Regions from separate parts of the Mus musculus genome. Here regions 1, 2, 4 and 5 are each linked to region 3. Evidence: chromatin loops called from intact Hi-C (ENCODE). Cell type or tissue: heart. All regions are shown on one strand.

Region 1 (5,000 bases), 220 kb before region 3:
GCCTGACGGCAGGTCTTACACTCAGTACTTGCTATTTAAGAGGAGTAAGATGTCCTGTCTTACTTTAGTGAATGGTCCCTAAAACCCCAGGAGTGTACACTGAGACCTGCCTGGATTAATGAGAAGTCACTCTGAACTACCCACCCCGCCCAGGGTGGGCACCAGAGAGCAATGGTGGTACTCAAGGTTATTGTTTTCTTCCTTTGTTGATCCCACTTCCCCTGTGATTTATTTTTATTTTATGTTTATGAATGTTCTGCCTGCATGTATATATGTGTACCAAATATGAGTATATGTGCCTGTTGCCTGTGGAGGCCAGAACAGAGCATTAGATTTGCTGGAATGGGAGTTACAGATAAATGTGAGCTGCCTTATAGGTTCTGGGAATTGAACCTGGGTCCTCTGCAAGAGCAGCCAATGCTCTTAACCACTGAGCTGTCTCTCTAGCTCCTTTGTTGTCTTTCTGAGATAGGCTTTCATGGCATGTCTCAGGGTAGCCTGGAACGTGCTTTATAGCAACACAGGCTGCTCTTGAACTCCCAACTGCCTTCTTGTCTCAGCTTCTGAAGGCTGGGATATTACCAGTGTGGCAATTATGCCTGGCTTGTTTGTGTTTTTTAAAAGTCACCTTCTGAAAAAGATGGACATGGTGGCTATGCAACCCCAGAGCTTGGGGTGTGTGAGGAAGAAAGTCAGAGTTCAAGGCCAGCTATAAACCTCAGCTATAAAGAGGGTTCGAAACCAGCTTGAGCTGGGTTAAGACTCAGAATAAAAAAAGCAAGTAACTATGGTCTGGGCAATTAAGAGTCCTGGCTGCTCTTGCAGAACACCCGGGTTTCATTCTAGCACCCATGTGGCAGTGTACAACTGTCTGCAATTCTCCCGTTCCAGAGAATCTAATGCTTGTGGTGTACAGACATATGTTCAGGCAAAACATAAAGATAAATAAATCTTTAAAAACCCAAATAGCTAAATGAATAAGTAAGCAACTAAACCAAGTCCATATTCTGGTAGGTCTGCATCTTTGTAGGGACTTCCTGCTGGAGCTTCAAATCTGGAACTTGAGTTTAATCTGATCCATGCATGGCTTCATCTAGTGGGTAGATCCAGGCTTTTCCTCCCATAGGCGATGGCCTTTCTTAACAAGACAGATCTACATTCATACACACAAAACACAGTTTCGGATTTGGAAAGAGTCCCCTTGCCAGTGAAAGACACGTGAGTCTCTCTAGCCTCATGGTGAAATTGTGTTCAGGGTCACCTTCTGTACGAAGCTGCAAGCCTTCTCTCTGCTGGTGCCCGCCATGTGCTCACAGACTTTAGGACTCTCACTCTTTTCCAAGTCCTAGCTTTAAAAAACAAAAAAAAAACCAAAAGCTTTGTGAATTGTTTGAGAGAATCAATTACAGCACCAGACTGGCTGGGTTTGTTCCACGGTTCTGCCAAGCTAGTTGTGTGACTCAACCAGGTTAGTCTCTTTTGCCTCGTTTCTGTCTGTTTTTGGCAAGGGAAGTATTTGGGAGGGAGGAGCGACTGAGACCTGTATTGTTGTGACATAGTGCCTGCTACTCAAATGTCTGACAGTGTTCCAGCTAGAGTTGCCAGTTCTAACCAGCAGAAATTGACTCCGTTACCTTAAATGGAGAAGTGGCTTTATTGGAAGGATCGTGGGCAGTCAGAATTTACAGCATATGTGCAGAAGCAGAAGCAGGAAGTGTGTGAGAGGGGGAGCAGACAGTAGAAATAATCAGATCCGAACATTTGCGGCATGGCCAGGACACCATCGATAGCTCCCGCCTCCGGTGTTTCTATGCTCCCAATCTTTCTTAGAGGAGCCTCTTGAGATTCAAAATCATTGGCGATCCTCTTCAGTGGGCTGAGCCCACTGTTAGGGAAAGCAGAGCTTCGAAGCCTTTGTTTCTGTGTTAGAAATTGGGATGTCTTATTGGGGAGCGGGCCACTCATGGTAGAAGAGGGTTAGGATGCTAGGGAACAAAACTCTCTCCAACCGCTCTACCTAGGCATTGTGATTGCTGGGCACTCCACTGTCTAGTAGAATTGAGATGCAGTGTGCTATCCCACCAGTAGGTGTCACCCTTTAACAAGTGTGACCTTCCCCTCCCACCTCAGCCCCTCAGAGGCCATCTGCACAGTAAAGAATGTAGTGGCATTTCCGCAGCTGATCCCAAACTGGGGTGCCCAGTTATATTGGGTCTCTCTCTCTCTCTCTCTCTCTCTCTCTCTCTCTCTCTCTCTCTCTCTTTCACACACACACACACACACACACACACACACACACACACACACACACACACACATGGATTCAGTTCCCTCAAATGAAACCCGCTGTCTATAGTTTGTTACCCCTTTAGTATCGTCACTTGTCTGGCAGTAAATATGAATATATAGTAAGTTAAACCTGATGGGAAAAATTCAGAGAGAGTTTACTGGCTTGGTTTACTGACTTGTTTTTTTCATGATATGATTTCAGGGTTGTGATATATATCGCTTCTATGAAAAATAGTACTTTCCGAGAGAGGTGCTTTCCTAGGTCATGATGAAATCAGGGGGAGCAACAAAACACACCATGACCCAAGTGCTTGGTACTGCCCTTCAGATTGTGAGACTGATATGTGGCCTGCTGGACTAAGAGGGTCACTTGGTATTGTTCTGAAAGCAGTTAAACCACAGGTTAGCCGGGGAGTTCACTTTTCATTAGGCAACGGGTACTCAGCATAGTTCTTTTTTTTTTTTAATTAGATATTTTCTTTATATACATTTCAAATGCTATCCCGAAAGTTCCCTATACCCTCCCCCCGCCCTGCTCCCCTACCCACCCACTCCCACTTCTTGGCCCTGGCGTTCCCCTGTACTTCTTGACCAATGCTAGGTTCACAGATAGTCTTTGAACAGAAGGCGAATAAGCACGCTGCTATGGCATTGCTTTTCTGGTACCCACAAACTGAGGCTGATGAACTTAACTCCAAGGTTAGCTGGTGTGTGAGCGAGCTTTCTGTGACTATAACAAAATACTTGAGATAAGCAAGTTATTTAAAAAAAAAGACAGACTCACAGTTTTGAAAGTTTTAGTCCAAAATTAGTTTGTCCTGTTGCTTTAGGAAGCAATGTATCGTGAAAGGAGTGTATGGTAAAGAACAGTCTACATGGATGAGAGAGAGAGAGAGAGAGAGAGAGAGAGAGAGAGGTGGGGATGCATGGGAGTTACAGTAGAGCAGGGTTGTCCACTTTATGGATGGGAGAGAGAGCATTCATGTACCCATGAGAGGTGGGGGTGGAGGTGGAGCTAGGATTCTATAATCTCCTTTGAGAGCAAGTCCCAAACGACCTCAGGAATTCCCAGTAGGCCTCACCTTCTAAAGGCTCTGGCTTCTATCAATAGCACCACTCTGGTGGTGAAGCCTTTAACACGGGGAGCCTTTGGGAGATGCTCAACACGCACACGGTAGCAGCTGGAGCACCCATAGGAAAAGCCTCTGTTTCAAGGTTATAAAATTGAACCTGATCCAAAATCTGCAGCAGAACGATGACAGCTCACTTTAGATCTATCCTCCTGGCCAGGAAAGGAGAGACAAGCTGCATCCTGAGAGTCCAGGGCAGTGGACAGGACCCCATCTTACGTATGGGTCCATCTAGCTGGCCATCAGCCTGGAAGACGGCCTTTATTTCACAGACTGAAAATGAATCAATGACTGTGCTGAAAAGGTGCATTAGAAACTTGATTAATTAGATTAATATTAAATGTCTATTCATACAATGGACTTGGAGACAGGTCCCATACCCTGTTAAAGGAAGTAGATTTAAATTTTTTTTTTTTTACAAAAAGGGTTTATTTGTTTATTATTTTCTTTGAATGGAATTTTGTCTGCATGTATGTCTGTGTGCCAGGCATATACAGTGCCCGCAGAGGCCAGAAGAGGATGTCAGATCCTCTGGACCTGGTTATAGAGGGTTATGAGCTACCATGTGGATGCTGGGGACAGAACCCAGGTCCTCTGGAAGACTACCTAGTATTCTTATTTTTTTTTTAAGATTTGTTTATTATTTTATGCATATGACTATGCTGTGGTTCATCTTCAGACTGTAGCTGTCTTCAGACGCACAAGAAGAGGGCATCAGATCCCATTACAGATGGTTGTGAGCCACCATGTGGTTGCTGGGGATTAAACTCAGGACCTCTGGAAGAGTAATTAGTGCTTTTAACTGCTGAGCCATCTCTCCAGCTCCAGCTAGTATTCTTGGCCATTGAGCCATCTCCCCAACATGCCCCCAGAGGAAATCTTAATGAATATTTTAATGAGCATGTGGAACTAGATTTGCCTTGCTGCAGAGGATGGCTTAGCAGTTTTTCTTTTGAAGTAAGAATGTGACTGAGTTTTGTAACATTGAGGCCTGTCTGCTTCTCTGTTTTGTGTCACTAAAGTAGTAACAGACTCTTGAATCAGGACACGCTCTGTGGCTTGGTTTTTATAAGTTTATAAATAGTTTTAGCTTGCATTTTATAACTGGGAGGTGGCATTTTGTAAAGATTCCTGGGCCTTGAAGATACATATCTATCTATCTATCTATCTATCTATCTATCTATCTATCTATCTATCTATCTACACATTATTCTTTTTTTTTAATGATGTGTTTATTTTTATTTTATGAGCACTGGTTCTTTGTTTGCATGTATGTGTGAGAGTGTCAGATCTCCTGGAACTGGAGTGACAGACAGTTGGGAGCCGCCTCACAGGGTAGGAACAGCTAGTTGCATTTGTACATGGAAAGTGCTTTGAATAGCGCCTGGCACAGAGTTCTGTGTAAGTATTCTAGGATGATAGAATAATGATAGTTATCAAATTTGGAAAAACACAATTACCTGGGAAATTCGATTCTTGTGGTTGTGTGCTCAGTTATACATAATGATGCCAGGTCACCTCATCTGTTTATTTGTTTTGGATGAGGGAGGGCCATTAAAGAGGAGAGGGGCTGGGGAGATG
Region 2 (5,000 bases), 660 kb before region 3:
CCTCCTAAGCCTCCCAGAGCCTGTGGCACCTCTGTTTCCCTAGAAGCTCCAGTCTTTTGTTTAGATGAACAAGGCTCAATTATTTCACCCCTCTTTGAGTCAGCGGTACCTGAAGAGCCTCACCACCTCTAGACTTGATTTCAATGTCAAGGTTGTGGACCTCAGGCTTGAGTCTAGCACCACAGGAGCTGTGTTGGTTAAGGGGCTTAAGGTGGGTAGTGAGTACATTTTGCAGCCAGAGGAAAATGAAAATAACTTACGTTCTGTGGGATAACTGTAACGGCCTTAAAATGTAGCTAAGGATTCTTTAATGAGTTTTCTCAACAGAAGGCAGAGCCCAGCTTCATTCCCTTGAACAGCGAGATCTCCATGACTTGTTTTCAACAGACTGACCATGGTAGAAGTGATATTTTATGTCCTGGCTAGTTGTATATCAACTGGACACAAGCTAGAGTTATCTAAATGAAGAGAACATCAATTGAGGCCATGCCTCCATAGATTCAGCTGTAAGGAATTTTCTTGATTAATTATTGACATGGGAGAGCCCAGCCCATTGTGGGTGGTGCCATTCCTGGGCTGGTGGTCCTGAGGTCTATAAGAAAGCAGGCTGAACAAGCCAGGGAAACAAGCCAGTAAGCAGCACTCCTCCATGGCCTCTGCACCAGCTCCTGCCTCCACATTCCTGCCCTGTATGAGTTCCTGTCCTGATGAACAGTGGTGTGGAAGTATAAGCCAAATAAATCCTTTTCTCCCCAACTTGCTCTTTTGGCCACGGTGTTTCATCAGGGCAATAGAAACCCTAACTAAGACACTATCAGACTTCTCAAACAAGATCACAGAAGGGGACACGGCTCTTGCATTCTTCTCTTTGTCATGAGGATTGACACTAGCCACTGTTGTGTAAGGATGACAGAAAGCTGTACAGAAAGAACCTATGGATTTGCATGTGTCTCTCAACCATGATGATGACTGAGAGCAAATCAAGTTACAGACAAAGATGCAGGAGCTGGTGGCATATTGGCAGATTTTGTATCTGCTATATATGAAGCCCTGGGTTCAATTCTCAGTCCTTTATAAACCAGGGCCTGGTAGTATACACCTGTCATGGTTTGTATATGCTTGGCCCAGGGAGTGGCACTATTAGAAGGTGTGGCCTTGTTGGAATAGGTGTGCCACTGTGGGTGTAGGCTTTGAGATCCTTATCCTAGCTATCTGGAAAGTCAGTCTTCTACTAACCGCCATCAGATGAAGATGTAGAACTCCCAGCTCCTCCTGCACCATGCCTGCCTGGATGCTGCCATGTTCCTGCCTTGATGATGATGGACTGAACCTCTGAACCTGTGAGCCAGCCCCAATTAAATGTTGTCCTTAGAAGAGTTGCCTTGGTCATGGTGTCTGTTCACAACAGTAAAACCCTAACTAAGACAACACCTCTAGTCCCAGTACTCAGGAAGTTGAGGCAGAAGATCAGGTGTTCTGGGTCAGCTTTGGCTACATAGTGAGTTGCAGGCCAGTCAGGGCTGTATGAGGCAGGCAGGGGTTGGGGGGAGAGGCAGGGAGAGCACAGGCAGACGAGCAGATTCTATTTAAACAAAACCTTAAAACATGAGATCAGATACTGCGTATGGATATTATATATATGACATATATAAAAATTAATAGGAATGATGAACATGAAATATTCAAGGGAGTTAACTATGCTGTAATAAGCAAATTAAAACTAACTTTGAAAATGAGAAATCAGAAAGATAACACGGCAGGGTACTCTCACCCTGAAGGAGGTGAGCATGACCTTTGGAATGTCAGACGGAGGGAGCCATTTGGTGCATATATAACTCCTGCGTTTGATGAGCAGATGAGAAATCATTCGGTTAACATTCAGCTTTCTGATGCGTTTATAAATAATTCCAATAGTAACCTTTTTCATTGGGAAACACCTGTACGGTGCCAACTCTGATTACTCCCTGTGGATATTGCTTAGCTCAAAATTAATATATCATACTTTCAAGAATGACAGACTGTGGGCTGGAATAGGAGAAAACAGTAATTTATAAGATGGAGTAATTACTGGAGGATCCAGGTACTATTTACTGACTTTCTTCTTTGTTCTCAAGCCAACAAAATTATCGAGTCCACATTCCAGAGTCCTTTATTAGCCTTAATCTTAGGTTGTCTATCAAAAACAATACTGTTGTGGATTAATAAACAGCACAAACCCATAATAAACCGCACGGGCTCTTGGTCTTCCCAGGTAATAAGAGCGCTCAGCTGAAGCATTATCAATGTGACTGACTGCAGGTCCTTTTTCCCTGGCTGCTCACTCTGGCTAGGACGGCTTCGCTCGCTGCACTACAAGCAATAGCCACCAGGTGGCAGCAACCCCATGACTGCCAATGGCCGCGGAAGGAGAGGCCACCTCTCTGGCTTCTAAGCCAACCTGAAGGTTTAGCTGCAGAACCAGGTTTGATTGTTTCTTTGAGAGCTGGCATTGGAATTCTAATCACAATTACAATACAGCAATCATTTGATGTATAATAAAGCTCCCAACTGCTCTTCTCTTTGTATATCTGATGGTAAAACTTTATTTGAAAGCATGACCAGGTAGAGCTATGCAGAATATAAAAGATTGTCAGGTGTCCAAGATAGTGTGACAGAGAACACAAAGGGCTTTAGGGCAAAGATAATATATAGAGTATAGAATATAGAATATAGAATAATGTGTGTGTATTATATATATACATATACATATGTGTATATATATATAATACATATGCACATATATAGGAACATACACATTCACATGTATGCACACATGAACCTATGCTCATACATACTCCAAATCCATGGACTATACACCACTTATGTCACATGTATGAAGACAAAGATACAGGGACTCTGGGCACCTCCATGCAGTGTTACTATGGACACAAACACACTCTAAAAAAAAATAGTGTATTTTAAAAAGAAACTAATTTCAACGGGGCATTAGGTATCAGATAACTCATGTCAAGGGAAGCCCTCATTTAGAATATTCAAAGAGAAGCACTAGACTAAGTGGCAGGATATTTGACCTGTAAGCTACAAAGAGTTGTGGGTGGCTCCTCTCATAGCTTGTTATGGCTGACATCCATGCAACTGAGAAGAGCCCAGCCAGGCTCTGGCTCCTCGGGAGCCTGAGCTTCTCAGAGGACAGTGGTCTTCAGATACGTCAGGGCGGATAGTGCTTTATTTTCAAAGTAACGGAGGCTCACATTTTCATGTGTAAGCATTCTGAATGGGCCTGGGATGTGCAGAGGGCAAGTCATGGGAGGTTCTGTGGTTGGCAGGAAGCCCTGGTTTTGAAGCTCAAGGACTTAGGCTCCGACCGGAGCTTTTCCAGAGGATTTAAGATCCCGGCTGTCTTGTTCCTGTGATGGACTTAAAGACGCCTGTCTTTAGAGTTCTCAGGGCACTGGGAGACTCTGATAAGATAATCTAATTGATGCTCAAGATATGTTTGTAGAATATCAGTGTGAAATTTTAAATTGTGCTTTATGAACAATCCAAAATACGTAACTAAAGGTTCTATAATTTGTGTCTTAAGGGTGTCTCTAGTTCCTAACGTAGTACTGAATGGCTTGAGTCCTGGAATCCAGACTGGAGGATTTGTGGGAATAAAGGAAGAACACACACGCAGGCCCAGGTACAGGAAAGCTGGGATCAGATGGGGTCGGAGCCCAGATTGGGAACCCAACGTAAGCATTCGCAGGCAGTAAACACCCAGGAGGAAGCTTCAATATCCAGTCTCTGTACGTGCCGCTCGGACATCCATGAACAGTTAATCTCCCGGCCTCTGAGCAGAGCTTCTCCACCGCTTGAGGCCCCCTGAGGTAAGGTTTGCTGCTTCTGTGGAGCTGAGGCATTGGAGTGCTCACAAGGCCATTCCTACGTCAACAGTAACTCAGTTCCTCAGGGTGTCCTCCATCCCCTACAGCATGGAAGTCTTAAAATCCTTGGGATTGCCTTTGTAATGGGGGTAAGAGGAACCACATTTGTTATTCCTAATAGGCTCCCAAATTAGAGCCTGCAAGCCCACTCATTCTAAGCCTCTGGGAAGGCAACTGAGGTCAATAGCCACAGAACAACTTTTTTTTATTTTTGCTTTTTTTTTTTAAATAAATATTTAATCTATATGAGTATACTGTCACTGTCTTTAGACACAACAGAAGAGGGCATTGGATCCCATTACAGATGGTTGTGAGCCACCGTGTGGTTGCTGGGAATTGAACTCAGGACTTCTGGAAGAGCACTCAGTGCTCTTAACCTCTGAGCCATCCCTCCAGCCCAAGGACCAACATTTTAATCAACCATGACCCAAACCCCAGAAGATGGTGTTAAAGGGAACTTCTGATTGGTGAACACATCCCTGTACGGAGAGGGTGGTCCATCCCAGCCTCCTCTAGGATGAGTGTCCCTGCTTAGAACCTTTCCCTCTGGCTGAAGCCAGTGAGTGTCTCTGCATTCTGTGTGCTGCCGGGGAAAGTTGATAAACACAGGGAGCTGGTCTCTGGGATGCTATGCAAACTTATTACTCATGGTTTGACGTGACACAGGAGGATGGCTATTTTTATACTTGGATTTGATGAAGCCATGTGGTCTGTAGAATTTGATGGGACACTGAGTCTGACCCAGTAGTCACAGACAGAGAGGGGCCTCCAGCAAGGCTGGGCTGCTCCTGTAGTATCGTGGACACAGCAGCAAGGACCAGCATCGATCTCCACCCGACTGTGCCTCATCTCAGACTTCCCGATCGTATCAAACATTACAGTTCCCACCCATAAGGGACAGGGATAAATGGAGCTTGTGCTTTCAATGATGCTCACTCAGACCAATTCACAGGGTGGGCGGGGACGGGGAGGGAGAACTGCTTTCCAGAAGAAACTGTTCAGCTCTTCATTTTCAGCTTGCTCTCTGCCTTCCAGGTGGCCACACCGTGGGCAGCTTCCCTTCTGGATTAGTAA
Region 3 (5,000 bases):
CTAGCTCCTCCCTTGGAAGCAAAGCCAGTCTTGCCTGTTCTCTGCTGTCCCTCCTAGGTCTCTTCTGCTGTCATTTCCTGGTAGCACTCTCTCTACAAAGCACTTGCCCTCTCCCTCCCAGTCCTTTTCTGAGCTAGCTACTTCTGGATCAGGTGGAGCCACACTGGAGTTTTAGGAGATGGAAGCTACCTGGGAGGCCGTCCCTTATGCATCCTGGGGCAGTACTTGTTGAAGCAGTAATTGGCTGTAGGAGGAGCTTGGTAAACAGGAAGTAGCCTGCCACCCTTAGCAGCCTCCTTGGGTGTGTGTAAGAGGAAGTGGTTAGAGGAGGGAAAGCTGTCTAGGCTGTCGGAGCTGCCCTTTGAGTCTCCTCTTGGCAGTTGGTTACCTTTACCCACCATTGGGCCTGGGTTCTTTTTCCCTTCGCCTGCTGGGAGTCAGACTTAAATCTGTCAGTATGCCAGTGGTTTTTATTTCAGTGTGTCATTGTTATAGGCTGGCTTTTGTGCTAAACGTTTTAGTTGTTCAGTTTTGTTTCTTGGGGAGCATTCATTACGCAGGGACAGGGACACTGTTTCTAGGTAATCTTTGTCCTGCCTGGCACCTGGCTGTGAGGTCCAGAGGCCTCATAATTAATCTCTGTCAAGGCCTCGATTTCCTATCAAATGGGAGGGTGCAGGCTCCTTAGCTTCTGTTTACTCATGGTTCAGCTCATTGTTTGTTTCTCTAGCCACCCCAGCACAGGGTCCATCCCACATCTGCCAAGCATCAAAACCCATTCTCTGCACATTCTAGGCCACCTCGTCTCTCAGGTATTGTGAGCTCCTGCAGGGACAGTGTTACTTGGATACCTGGTGGGCCTATGCAGACCCCTGCACCCTGGCTTCTCTATACCCCCTATTGATTGATAAATTTGGGGACCCGGGGGGCAATTGCTTCCCTAAGTCTCCACTTCAGTTCCGTTGCTTTGGTGTGTGCGGGTTCATCATTTCCAATGTAGACTTGGAACTAGAAGTGGGCAGTGCGAACTGCCTCAGGTGAGGAGATGGGTTATCTGTCTGGTAGGAAGGGCAGCCACTGTCCCCATGGAAGCCATCGTCATGCTCCTGTTTCTCCTGGGCAGATGTGATCCCCTTCCCCCTGTTGCACCTGCAGCAGCATAGCCGTTAGTGTATTTACTTTTTAACTGGGATCCATCCCAGCAAGGAAGAGGTAGTGGGGATGTTAGCTAGAGTTGGTTTTTGTTGTTCATTTTGCACCTGACCCTGCAGGCTTCCCAGTGCACTTTGCTGATGTTAGCTAGCGTTGGTTTTTGTTGTTCCTTTTGCACCTGACCCTGCAGGCTTCCCAGTGCACTTTGCTCCCTTCAGAGGGTTTATTGTTTGTTCCCAGCTGGCTTTCCATCTCCAGCCCATACCTCAAAGCTCTGGTTTCCACTTCTCTGTGTGGTCCGGTGTGTGTTCTTTCTTTCTGTCTCTTGTATTGTTTGTTTCTTACCCTAGAGGTTGTAAACCACGTGACCAGCCAGCCCCTCTGCTAATGAAGTGAAAGCTCTCCGCTGCCTGCCGATCATGAGTTGGGATTAGGAGCCACTCCTTGGGGAAAGTCTGGGGTGGAGAGAAGAGGAATGTCCCACCCACAGCTGCCACTTCATTTCTCAGCCTTTGTGGGAGACTGGTTGATATGGGGGAGCTTGTATCATGTACCCATGAGACAGAACATCACGTGTTGCACTTTAAATAGATGGAGATTCTCCTTGTCAACTATATCCTCAATAGAGCTGAAGAAAAAGAAAAAGGGAAGAGATTAATTGTGACATGGGCAAGAGTTGGATTCTTAATCTGTAGATACAGTGTTGCAAAGCTAGGTGTAGTCAAAGTGTTCCCTGGAGGATACCTGTCTTAGTCAGGGTTTCTATTCCTGCCCAAAACATTACGACCAAGAAGCAAGTTGGGGAGGAAAGGGTTTATTCGGCTTACACTTCCATACTGCTGTTGATCACCAAGGAAGTCAGGACTGGAACTCAAGCAGGTCAGGAAGCAGGAGCTGATGCAGAGGCCATGGAGGGATGTTCCTTCCTGGCTTGCTTCCCCTGGTTTATTCTGCCTGCTCTCTTATAGAACCCAAGACTACCAGCCCAGAGATGGCACCACCCACAAGGGGCCTTTCCCCCTTGATCACTAATTGAGAAAATGCCTTACAGCTGGATCTTATGGAGGCATTTCCTCAAGGGAAGCTCCTTTCTCTGTGATAACTCCAGCTTGTGTCAAGTTGACACACAAAACCAGCCAGTACAGTACCTGGGGGGGGGGGGGGGGGGGGGGAGGCAGCGTTGGAAACAGATGTGTACCTACTAGATAGAACATGATGGCTGCTTCCCACCTAGAGTTGAGAGAGAAAACTGTTCTGTGAGTCACATGGTCTATGCTTGTTCTATGAAGAGTGTCTTCCGATACCAGCATTGCGCCCAGCTACCTGCCAGTTCTGTAAGGGACAGGCTCACTCTCCTCTGTTTGACACCAGGTGTCATTCCGTCTCAGCTGTGAGACCTGTGCCCCGGAAGCCTCTATCTTTGTTCTCTTCCACTCCTCAGCAGCTGTGGGACTCGTGGGCTGCAGGGCAGAGAATGATGCCCACAGCTCTGGCTAGACTTTAAAATATGCAACATTCAAGTCCCTAAGTTCTTTCTGTTTTGTCACCAGGTTGCTTGTGGGGGCACCTCGGGCAGAAGCACTCCCGCTGCAGAGGGCGAACAGAACAGGGGGCCTGTACAGCTGTGACATCACCTCCCGGGGACCTTGTACACGGATTGAATTTGATAATGACGGTGTGTTCTGCCCTCACTGTTCGTTTGGCCAGCCTGTCTGTGCCATGTGACACTTGCCACCAGATAGGACAGGAAACAAAGCATTTATTCCTGCAGAGAAGGCCTCTCACTTTTAATTTTTTGTCAGTCTTGAGTGTTTTATCTGTCCTGAAAATACTTGTTGCCTCGGTTCATCCCGGTTAAACTAGAATGGTGTGTTTATGTTGCCACCTAGTGGTCTGTTGAGACTGTTGCAAAATTGAGTTCATGGCTGTGAAGAAACACTAGAAGGGGGGAAAAAAGTCACGTATTGTTAAAATGTTGGGGGAGGGGGGCAGAAGCCAGGTGGTGACAGCCTACACCTTTAATCCCAGCACTCAGGAGGCAAAGGCAAGCGGATCTCTGTAAGTGTGAGGCCAGTCTGGTTTACAGAGGAGTTTACACAGAGAAACTTGTCTCAAAAACAAAACAAAAAAACAAACAAAAAACTGGGGGGAAAGACTTATTTTGTTTACTTTTCTTTATTATTTAACTCATGTATTTGTATATGTTTGCCTGTTTTTGTGGTATTAGGGCCTTGTGTATCCTATTCAAGTGCCTTACCACCAATTTGCATCTCTAGCCCTGAAAAACTTTTCTTGAAAATCCTGTAAAATGAGAACGGAACAGCATGAGTAAAATCTCCCTGGAGATTGTGGTACAAGAGTTAGGGTAGAGCCAAAATAAGTTTCAAAATTCTTCAGGAGGCACATTGGTGACTTGGCTGCATATATGTCCATGTGAGGGCGTTGGAACCCCTGGAACAGGAGTTACAGACAGCTGTGAGCTGCTATGTGGGTGCTGGGAATTGAACCCAGCTCCTCTGAAAGAGCAGCCAGTGCTCTTAACAGCTGAGCCATCTCTCCAGCCTCCAAAAGGGTCTTTTAAACTCCCGACTCTTACCCAGCTAAAGCTGCCACCTCTGAAAGACAGGCTTGTTTCCCTTTTATTTTAATATCCCATTTTATAAAGCCTCTGGGTGGCTGGAAGATGCCATAATGGAGTCCATATGTACCACCAGCTAATTTACCTGGTTTCCGGTAGGCTGGGCAGAGCCATTAGTGTTCCCAGAAGCTTGGAGGAAACCAAATTTGATTATTGGCCTAAGTAGACAAGCAGGCTCGTGTTCGCATTGTCGCCTGCATTCTTCAGGAATAGTGTGTTCTTACTGATTAGGAAATGCTCCATAATAATGGCAGAAAACCTATAAATATACAGATACATGTAAAGAAAAAAGGGTAAAATGCCACTAGTCTTAGTATCTAGATAGCACCTTAATATTTTTATTCTCATTAAGGAAGGCAAAAATAGATTTAAATTGATAATGAAATGAACACATGGTGATATTTCTGTGTATTCTCTTTCCCTTCTCCATTTAAGACAATAATTGAGTCTGTTGTATAAAGCATTGAGGAATGAACAGAGAAGTACCCATTTTCTGTTAGTTGAGACACTATGTTTTACATTGCTGCATCAGAGGCATCTACTTCTCCGTTACACAAGTTTCAAACATCCTAGGTATAGAGTTTTTATGAATGATTCAGGTAACCATGTCACAGTCTCCTTGAGATAAGAAACCAATGTTCAGGATTCACTGAGTTTCCTGTGTAGCCAGGCGTGGAGTCTTCTTATGTTACCCTGTGGATCTGTGTAGGCTTCTGGTCACTCCAACACACTAACTGTCAGTGTTACCCATGTTCTTCTGCAGCTGATCCTATGTCAGAAAGCAAGGAAGACCAGTGGATGGGAGTCACTGTTCAGAGCCAAGGTCCAGGGGGCAAAGTGGTGGTAAGTGTGGAAAACCGCACCATCCTCAGTGCTGACTGGCTATGGGCTCACAGCAGTGGCCACCAAGCTCCTGCCTCTGTTTACCTTTGAGCAAGAAGCACCCTGCTCTAACACCAGACCTGATGCCAGGAATGAGCCAAAACTTCAAGTCTCCTCTGTGTGTGTGTGTGTGTGTGTGTGTGTGTGTGAGAGAGAGAGAGAGAGAGAGAGAGAGAGAGAGAGACCTTAAAATATCCAGATTCAAAGACCTTAATAACACATTTTTTTAACATCTCTAATACTAGCTGCTCTTTAGACAAAAACAAAGTGAAAAAGCAAAGCCAAAGGATACCATTTCTGCCCTAGGAACATTTTGGAGTTTTATAGA
Region 4 (5,000 bases), 240 kb before region 3:
TTAATTTAGTAATTGATCAACACAGCTGTAACTGATCAATATAGCTAGTGACTATGTCAGAGGTCAAGATCTGAACTATGGGACAATTAAACAATTAAATTCTTTAAACTTTAAATTTATGTAATTATGGTTAGGATTAAATTACAGCCTTATACACAAATTAGAAAAAACTATGTAAATAAAACTGGTAAACCTTAGGAAATACTTCTTAGGGGGCAAGAGAGCTGGTTCAGCGGTTCAGAGCATGTAATCAGATGCCTTTAGGCCTCCAAGGGTACCTACACTCATACACCCCCCCACACACACACATAGTTAAAAAAATAATAAGGGGATGGAGAGATGACTCAGTGGTTAAGAGCACTGGCTGCTCTTCCAGAAGCCCTGAGTTCAATTCCCAGCACAGGAAGCTCACTATCTGTAACTCCAGTTTCAGGGTATCCAATAACCTCTCATAGACATATACTGGGTCAAATCACCAATGTACATAAAGTAAAAAATGAATAAATTATTTTTAAAAGATCAAATAATGAGAGACCAGCGAGATTGCTCAGTGGTTAGAACACTTACTGCTCTTGCAGAACCTGGTTCAGTTCCCCCCCCCCCCACACACACACATGGGCTTACAACTAACTGTTTATAACCTCAGTTCCACAGGATCCAATGCTTTCTTCTGAACTCTGCAGGCTCCCGGATGCATATAGTACACACCAATTCACAAAGGATCATTCACATTAAACCAACCAACCAACCAACCAACCAAACAGGTGTCACACATCTGTAATTCTAGCACTCAGGAGGTGTGAGGCAGGAGGATTGCCTGGAGTTCCAGGCCAGCCTGGGTTATACAGTGAGTTCAAGGCCAACAACATGTGCTTAAACAAAAGGGAGGGAAAGAAAGCAGTATTTCAAATTGTTACCTTACTTCATGTTTCAAGTTTCCCTGTGACAAAATGCATCTGTCTGTATGCACAGGTATTTCCCCCTACTCATTTTGTTTAATTTCACACACACACACACACACACACACACACACACACACACACACACTTTTATTAGAGATTTTCTAGATATTTTCTTTATTTACATTTCAAATTTTATCCCCTTTCCTCATTTCCCCTCCACCCCCCCCATCCCATCCCCGTTCCCCCTCCCTCACTAACCCACCCACTCCTGCTTCCCTGTCCTGACATTCCCCTACACTGAGGCATCAAGCCTTCACAAGACCAAGGACCTCTCCTCTCATTGATGTCCCACAAGGCCATCCTCTGCTACATATGCAGCTGGAGCCATGGGTCCTTCCATGTGTTTTCTTTGGTTGCTGGTTTAGTCCCAGGGAGCCCTGGAGTTTCTGGTTAGTTCATATTGTTGTTCCTTCTATGGGGCTGCAAACCCCTTCAGCTCCTTGGGTCCTTTCTCTAGCTCCTCCATTAGGGACCCTGTGGTCAGTCCAATGGATGGCTGTGAGCCTCCACTTCTGTATTTGCCAGGTACTGGCAGAGCCTCTCAGGAGACAGCTATATCAGGCTCCTGTCAGCAAGCACTTGTTGGCATCCACAGTAATGTCTGGGTGTGTTGACTGTATATGGGATGAATCCCCATGTGGGACATTCTCTGGATGGCGTTTCTTTCAGTTTCTGCTCCACACTTTGTCTCTGTATCTCCTCCAATGGGTATTTTGAGTCCCACTTCTAAGAAGGAAGCTACTTATATTTTTAAGTTGGCCACCAACACCTCAAACTGAATCTTACATTCTGAGGGTATTTTCCCTTGTAAAATATGTTTTTACTCTATTATCTATTATATATATTTATCTAATATATTATAATATTACATCTATATTATATAAATATTTATATAATTACAGATATTATATGATGCATATTATACATTATATATAACATATCATTATATATAATAGGGACTGAACTAACCAATGGTGGGGCATCCATTGCGCATCACTGGTACGTTGGACAAGGGCGCAGCATTATATACACAGTATTAGCCATTTAATGTTCAATCAACAATAAATGTAAAATCTGAGTGTGAGTGCTGCGGTTGACCCATTACTTCTGTTTTCTGTTTCCTCAACTCAGGGTCGCTTCTGTCTGTACAAGAGGCTAAATGCAGAAGCAGGCAGCTTTAGGTTGAGTCGGCTTGCGCGATTATAAATAGATTTTGCATGATTGTCAGAATCACCCTTGAGAGGAAAGCCAGGGTTCCTTCTTTGGGCTCCCAAACTATCAAAAGTGTGAAAACTGTAAACCAGAACCTCCACCCCACCCCCCTCCCCAAGTCACCAGAACGTCCCAGAACTTTCGTTTTCAGCCACATCATCAGATGTGAGAAAGCAAGAAAGATAATCAGATCTGGCAACGTTGATTTGGCAAATACTCTCCGCCGGCGGCTCCCGGTGTCCCCGGCGGCGGGCGCAGTTTCCCCGCGGCCCGCTGGGTCGCACTGTGGCCTCGGGAAAGAGCCTGACCCGGGCCGGATGGGGAGGGCGGGGCAGCCACCGCAAAGCCTGCGGATGGGACCGCGGGTCCCAGCGGCTGCACCGCTCCAGCCCGCGGGACCCACTCGCGTCACCGTTAGGGACACCGTGGGGTCTCTCATGGATCGGAAGGAGAAATGGCTCCGAGGATCCTGCGTGCGCCCTGAAAGCGCGTGGTCTTGGGCGCGCTCCTTTCCAGAGTGGGCACAGGGCGGCTCTGCGCCATTGCTCTGTCTGCGGTTTATCATATGCTGACACTTGTATTTTGTTAGATACATTTCCCTAGCTTCGTTCCTCCATGGTGAGCCCCCATCATTTAATTTTCCATGCGTTGTCATTGCTTGAATGGGGCATAGAGTCTAAAATACCACAGACCTCTACAATCTTAACGTAATGTTTATTAAATATTTTTAATTAGCTATTTTTTCTTTTAGATTAATTTCTTTCAACTTATGTGTATGCATGTTTTGCCTGCATGCATGCCTGTGCACCATGTACACGCCTGGTGCTAGAAGAGGTGTTGGATCGCCTAGAACAGAACTTGAAGTTGGTTGTGAGCCACCATTTAGGTGCTGGGCTCTGAACCCAGGCCCTCTGCAAAAACAGCAAGTGCTCTTAATCACTGAGCCATCTCTCCAGTCCAATTAGCTTGTTATTAAAATGGGGATTCGAAGGCTGGAGGCTGGCTCTGTGGGTAAAGACACAGTGTAGTCAACCCTGACAACCTTAGCTAATTCCCCAAACCCACACAGTGGAAGTGCAGAACCATTCCAGGAAAGTTATCCTTTGACCTCTCTGTGGGAACACACACAAACACACACACACAGACACACACATACACACACAGAAACACACACACAGACAGACAGACACACACAGAGACACACGACACACAGACACACACACAGACACATACACACACACAGACACACATACACACACACACACACACACACACACACACACACACACACTGATGTTAAAATGGAAAATAGAATGCACGAGGCAGAGAAGTGAATAGCTTTCCTCTTTAGCCAGACCTCCACTGTGTCTGCACACTTCCTCTGGTTTTCTCCCAGATCAAGTTTGTAGCCTTAAAAACAAAACAAAAACAAAAAACAAAAAAACCCTCCTCACCATCAAATCTCGTCGTCATCCTTGACACGCTCCTACCCCATCAAGGATCTTGGAGATGGCTTCACAGGCACGTGTGTAGACACTGCATCCTTTAGGAGTGGCTGCCTGGTGTTCTTTTATACCAGGAACCTATAATTATTCAATCAATCCCTGATTGAAGGATATTGAGTTTGCCCCCAGCCTTTTGCTATTACGAACAATTCTGCTGTGAACATCTGTGCCTGTGACTTGAGTGTGCATCTGCCTCTATAGGAAACGTTTCTAAAAGTTTAATTGTCGCCTTAAAGAATACATGCATTTAAGCCTTTACAGGTCTTTACCAGTTACCCTCCAGACTACTTCCCACCCCCATCCTATAATACTAACTCTAGCTTTACCAAGCTTTAAAAAATTTTCCGAGATATAAAACTAAAATTAGGGCTCTCATGTTTTCATTTGCATCTTTAAAAACATCTTATTGAGGCTTTTCGAACTCGATGGTTAATGTCCTTTGCATTTCTGTTGGGCTTTTGATCGTTTAGGGGTTGCAAAAATAATTCTGTTAATTCATTTTGCAATTAGTATAATGAAATACCAGAGGCAGGCTACCTTTATAAAGAAAAGAGGTTTATTCAGTTCACACATTTGCAGGCTAAAAGTCCAATCAGGATGATACAGGCTCTGTCCTGTTCTTAGCTGCTGAGCTGTCTTTCCTGCCCTATCTTCATGCACTTTTTTTTTTGGAAGAAGCAGATCCACTCCAGTTCCTTCCAGCTTCTATACTTTAGCCCCACCCATCTGTAAAACCTAAGTCTCAGAGTGAGAAACCACTGTAAACTTCAGTCCTCACATCTCAATAGATGCTGTCTAGCAATCCCTCACATGCAAGTGAGGTCTCTGAGGCTCTGTGACCTCAGCACCTTCTAGAGCCCTACCTAAGATGCCCAGCTTGACCCAGGATTCCTCTGGGGAGTTATTGTTGTCACTTGTTATCTGAATTGCACATTCTTTCTCTCCCCTCTCCCCTCCCATTAGCCTTTGCTAGCCGTGTAACAGAATTTGTGAATGGGATGTGTGTAGAATTCTGGCCTGGCCACAGAGGAATGCCCAGCTGCCAGCTTTGCTTAGGGTCACTTTCCCCTCTCTTGCACTGGACGAGTCTGCACAGAGTTCATTTCTTGCCTTCATTCCCGTTATAGGAATTGAAATAATTTTAGCCTCTGGTGTTCAGGAGATTTCCTTCTCCATCTCACTAAGAAAACAGAGCTACTGCTGTATCCAAGCCCCACTGTGTGTTCTCTCTCTCTCTCTCTTTCCTCTCTCTCTCCTCTCTCTCTCTCCTCTCTCTCTCCTCTCTCTCCTCTCTCTCTCTCTCCTCTCTCTCTCTCCTCTC
Region 5 (5,000 bases), 160 kb before region 3:
ACACTCTCCGACTTAGAGTCCAGCATTAAAAAAATTCCATACAATATACAACCTGTCATTTGGGGATGTTTAATCTACTCTCAAAGATATTCAACTACCACTACTGTTTAATTGTAAAATGTCCCCATTGGCCAGCATTCACACTTTCTCCTCTCTGGCATGTTACTCACAAGTCTGCTTTCTGTCTCTACAGATCTGTCCATTTGGGCACTTTATGAAATCACGTACCATGTGGCCTCTTGTGGCTTCTTTCACTTAGCATGATCCGTTATAAAAACATGTTTATTATTGTTGTGTTTGTGTGTGTGGTGTGTATATGTGTATATATGGTGTCTGTGTACATGTGTGTGTGTGTATATATATATATATGTATATATATGTTTGTATACATATATATACACACATATATAAATATATATATATATATATATATGTGAGTGTGAGTGTGTGTACATAATGTGTATGGTGTGTGTGTGTGTGTGTGTAGGTCAGAGGACAGATAGCTCTGCGAAGTCTCTTCCCTCCTTCCACCTTTAAATGATTTCTGCAGGTTGAATGTAGGTTGTCTGGCTGTGCATCAGGCCTGTTTCCCAGAGCTATCTTGCCTGTCCTAGCATCGTGCTTCTGAGAGTCATCTGTGACACTGCCTGGATAGAGCTTTACTATTTTTTTATGGTGGAATAATATTCAGCCTATGAGTAATTGCAATAAAAATCCACATATCGGTGGGTGGCTCCTTTTTTAAAATAAGCTGCAAACTCTGGATGAAGGGAGCCTCCTGCATGGGATTTTTAAAAACTGCAACAATCAAACTACATCAGCAGTTTGTTTGTTTGTTTGTTTCCATCCACAGTTTAGCATGCTAAATAAATTGTTACATCAGGTCTCCAGCGATAGTATTTTGAAAGCTAAAAAGCAGAATGTCTTCTTGACCAGAAAATGGAGTCTCTAAGGTTTGTGACTACAGTGAGCTGTCTTCTTAAGCCACCTATCCTCCTACACAGCCCTTCCTGAGTGATAAGTCCCAGAGTTCCAAGCCACCGACCTACTTCTCAAGAGAGGGACCTTTTGGTATCTTTCGTTTAACCATCCATATCAAATGTTTTCATTCAAACATTACCCAGCATCATGATTTGCAGTCAAAAATTATGGTCCGTATATCTGATGAGACTTGCAGCCCTTATACCTTGGTACAGCAGCAGTATCAAGAGAAAACTTCCTAGGAAATTGGGATAGTTGTCATAGTCATAACTAAATAAATAAAATGTAAAATCCAAAAGGGAGGGGGGGGCCTGGAGCAGCCACACCCACAGGGCAGCTTAGGGATGGGGCAATCAGGCTCCCCCCCCCCCCAGATCAGCTTCCCTAGACCTCTGAAGGACTTATTGCCGGCAAACCCCCAGGGCATTCCTTCTCTTTGAAATAATTTCAGGATTGCTGTCATCAATACACGGCTCCCTGCTGCTTGCTTCAGCCTGTCTCTCTCTCTCTCTCTCTCTCTCTCTCTCTCTCTCTCTCTCTCTCTCTCTCTCTGTGTGTGTGTGTGTGTGTGTGTGTGTGTAATCACCTAGACAGGGATTAGCAAGAAACTATTTAAGAATTCATTTGATGGTTAATGATGGAAAATCCCAGGATTTAAAAGGAGCGAGCAGGAAGGGGAACAAAAAGCCTGACTGGTTTTCCAGAGAGATGCGAAATTCTTCATCTCTGTAATTTAAGGTCTTGAACCCTACTGTGGGGGCAGGGAGAGAAGTAGAGGCCCTGAACGCAGGGAGGTAATGTCACATCTCTGATCCTTTGGTGCAAGCAAAGAAACCTGATGACGAATAGCCTATTTCCTCTTTCCCCCACCTAAACCTGTCTCAGGCTTTCCCGTACTCTGCACTTTGCAGACCTCAACAAGAAAGGCGGCTCCCTGCCAGCCCGGGCGCCGATATGAGTTCAGGCACTGGAATGCGGCAGATGGGAGGGACTCCCAGGTTGTTCTCCTTGTGCAAATCCAGATGGCCAGAGGGTGTCTTCCCAACTGAGTTCCCTCACCCACCTCTTCATTTATTCATCCTCTCTCTTCCCTCGTTTTCTTCTGACTTCTCTCAAAAGCCTGACAGCTGTCTCTCCCCCTCCCCCCCAGCTGCCTCTACCAACCATCTTTCTAAGGCTTCTGTCAAGGCCAGCCATTGCAGGAAGAGGGCAGCATCTTGCTTTGAAGGTTCTGGCCTAGCATAACAATCAGCATGTTTTTGAGACCCACTTGAGGATCTGGGCGTGGTGGGGAGGGATCAAGTGTTTGGCCTATCCCAGGGGATATTAGTCACCCAAATTATGTCTCAGGATTGAAAAGATTATTAGACAAGTTCACACATGGGGAGTGGCTGGCAGACGGGCCACTCCTTGTTGAAGCTTGAGGTTTGGGATTCTGATTTGCCTTCTTTGCATGTTTTCTTTCCTTACATGAAAATAAAGCCTTCAAGAGACACGCTGGGAAGTTTTGGGAATGCAGTTTCCTTAAGGAGGTATAACAGTGAGGATACATGCATATGCAAATGTTACCATAAAATCTATTATTTTGTATAACAACTTAAAATTAATAAAAATAATTAAAATTGATTTTAAAAAGAAAAAGAGAGAATGGAGAATAAAACAAAAAGGTAGACATGATTAAAAGAAGTCAGAACAAATCCCTCCCTCATATTGTCTCTATGCTAATGGGACCATCTATAGGTGGACTGCAGAATGGGTGTGTACATGTCAGGACAGACTGGAAAGCTGCAGAGGAGGAGGAGGAGGAGGAGAAAGAGGAAAAAGAGAAGAAAAAGGAGAAGAAGGAGAAGAGAACTTAAGGAGACCAAAGGAGTCAAGGGGCCCCAGGATAAAACTCCAGCTTTTGAAAAATTGTATCTGTTGGTAGAACATGTCACTGGACTCATCAGAGGCCTATGGTGAGTCAGAGGCAGCCATGGGCCCAAAGGCTGGGCTTGCCAGGATCTTCGCCGAATTCCAGAAGCCAAGAAAGGACCTCTCTGAATGCTCAAGAGGCAGAGATGGGGATCCCTGGAGTCTGCTGGCTGACCAGTCTAGCTGAATCCTGAGCTCCAATGACAGATGTGTCTGGAAAAAGAACATAGTAAGAGATGGAGGAAGACTGCCTTGACTCCCACTTAGCCTACACACATGTGCACATGTTGAAGCGGAAGCTTCCCCCTCCAACATCGTCTAATTCTTTTGCCTGCTTGTGGAGGACAAGAAAGGGTCGAGTGTGTCTAGATCTGTTGGTTTCTGTTTTGTGTGTTTTTGTGTATGTGTTTAGAGCTCTGTGAAAATCTAGAAAAACAAAGGTAATTCTCATAGGTGCTTTATACCCTGACTAGAGATAGTTTACACCTGAGATAGTTTTCCACACACGGGCACACACACACTCTGTAAAACATATACCACATACATACGCATAATTTCCACGAAAGCAAATTTTAAATGTTCCTATCAATACATATAAAGAAAATGCAGGAGTTACAGAGACAAAATTTGGAGCTGTGACAAAAGGATGGACCATCTAGTGATTGCCATATCCAGGGATCCATCCCATAATCAGCTTCCAAACGCTGACACCATTGCATACACTAGCAAGATTTTGCTGAAAGGACCCAGATATAGCTGTCTCTTGTGAGACTATGCCGGGGCCTAGCAAACACAGAAGTGGATGCTCACAGTCAGCTATTGAATGGATCACAGGGTCCCCAATGGAGGAGCTAGAGAAAGCACCCAAGGAACTAAAGGGAACTGCAACCCTATAGGTGGAACAACAATATGAACTAACCAGTACCCCGGAGCTCTTGTCTCTAGCTGCATATGTATCAAAAGATGGCCTAGTCGGCCATCACTGGAAAGAGAGGCCCATTGGACTTGCAAACTTTATATGCCCCAGTACAGGGGAACGCCAGGGCCAAAAAGGGGGAGTGGGTGGGTAGGGGAGTGGGGTGGTGGGTATGGGGGACTTTTGGGATAGCATTGGAAATATAAATGAGGAAAATACCTAATTAAAAAAAAATAAAAAATAAAAAAAGATTCATCTTGTAATCTTCATATGGCATGAATGAAGATCTATTACAATTGGTTATTGCTCAAATTAACTCAAAAAAAAAAAAAAAAGAAAATGTTAAGCATTTCAAAATATATGCCTATGTCCAGTGTGGGAGACTTGAGATCCATAACGCTCTTGCTTTTTAGAGAGCAGGGGAGCCCTTTACAGCAGCCCCACTCCACAGTGTGTGTAGGTTTGTGTGTGTTTATAGGTGTGTATGTGTGTATTGTAGGGGTGTGTAGTGGTGTGTGTATATGCATATAGGTATGTGTGTATGTATGTGTATATAGGTTGTGTGTTTATAGGGGTGTGTGTATGCATATAGTTTATGTGTGTATAGGGTTGTGTGTATGTATATGAGTGTGTTCATAGGGGGCTTGTGTGTGTAGGAGTGTGTTTGTATGTATGTGTCTAGGGGCATAGGTGTATGTGTAGGGGTGTGTGTAGGTAAGTGTATCTGTGTTTGGTGTGTGTGCATGTGTGTGTGTGTGTATGTGTGTGTGTTTATAGGGGCATGTATATGTAGGGGTGTGTGTATATATAAGGGTGTGAGAGTAGGAATGTGTGTGTAGGTGTGTGTCTAGAGGTATAGGTGCATGTATAGGGATGTGTATAAGTGTGTGTAGGAGAGTTGCCACTCTTTGCACGTGCTTCCCAGTGCACTGAGACTGGCTACTACTGCTTCTGTCCTAATGGTCAGATTCCCACAGAGCAGGCCTGAGAAACAGCAACAGTGCTGGTGGCAAGTCTGCCGGTGGGAACCTGTTCTGTGGGTCACGGTTAGCCTCGGATTTTCTCTCAGGTCAGGCTGACCCTGTGGCCCTGTCCAGGCAAAGGTCACACCTGTGCCCCCAAAGCCAGCTGTAGCCTCCCCCACCGGGAGACCGCTAGCCCATCTCCCACCCCCCACCCCCCGGGTTGG

Evidence for each region. Hi-C counts contacts between places; a loop is a spot of excess contacts. Peaks named below come from ENCODE experiments on the same cell type or tissue, not always from the same donor. Only the 100,000 strongest peaks of a DNase experiment are listed, where the experiment ranks them.
Region 1: it touches region 3 in a loop (8-fold over the local background); 40 of 42 quality-filtered maps call a loop at or near these places.
Region 2: it touches region 3 in a loop (6-fold over the local background); 7 of 42 quality-filtered maps call a loop at or near these places.
Region 4: it touches region 3 in a loop (4-fold over the local background); 34 of 42 quality-filtered maps call a loop at or near these places.
Region 5: a loop joins it to region 3, with 6 times the contacts of the local background. A loop is called at or near these places in 11 of 42 quality-filtered maps.

The regions. Positions count from the first base shown.
Region 1 is chr2:71,596,935-71,601,934 of GRCm38, forward strand. All of the region lies in intron 1 of Gm36857 (a long non-coding RNA gene), which reads left to right. Among named protein-coding and RNA genes, the nearest start is that of Gm36857, 8.1 kb to the left of the region's middle. In heart, CTCF peaks have their summits at 154 and 2,069 (motif pointing right); a DNase peak (open chromatin) is centred at 2,077; H3K27me3 peaks cover 1,256 bases.
Region 2 is chr2:71,153,322-71,158,321 of GRCm38, forward strand. Gm39576 (a long non-coding RNA gene) reads left to right here and starts at 1,876. Exons shown (of 3, transcript XR_866408.1): 1 at 1,876-2,461; 2 at 3,584-3,869. In heart, a CTCF peak has its summit at 2,363 (motif pointing right); no DNase peak of the experiment used is centred here.
Region 3 is chr2:71,813,928-71,818,927 of GRCm38, forward strand. Itga6 (integrin alpha 6) reads left to right here. Exons shown (of 26, transcript NM_008397.4): 2 at 2,703-2,827; 3 at 4,554-4,633. Among named protein-coding and RNA genes, the nearest start is that of Itga6, 29 kb to the left of the region's middle. In heart, CTCF peaks have their summits at 3,036 (motif pointing left) and 3,235; a DNase peak (open chromatin) is centred at 244; H3K27ac peaks cover 1,198 bases.
Region 4 is chr2:71,578,692-71,583,691 of GRCm38, forward strand. No RefSeq gene overlaps it. Among named protein-coding and RNA genes, the nearest start is that of Gm36857, 10 kb to the right of the region's middle. In heart, a CTCF peak has its summit at 2,445; DNase peaks (open chromatin) are centred at 2,160 and 2,470; H3K4me3 peaks cover 1,027 bases; H3K27ac peaks cover 539 bases.
Region 5 is chr2:71,650,453-71,655,452 of GRCm38, forward strand. No RefSeq gene overlaps it. Among named protein-coding and RNA genes, the nearest start is that of Gm36909, 2.7 kb to the right of the region's middle. In heart, a CTCF peak has its summit at 2,179; a DNase peak (open chromatin) is centred at 2,219; H3K4me3 peaks cover 474 bases; H3K27ac peaks cover 1,071 bases.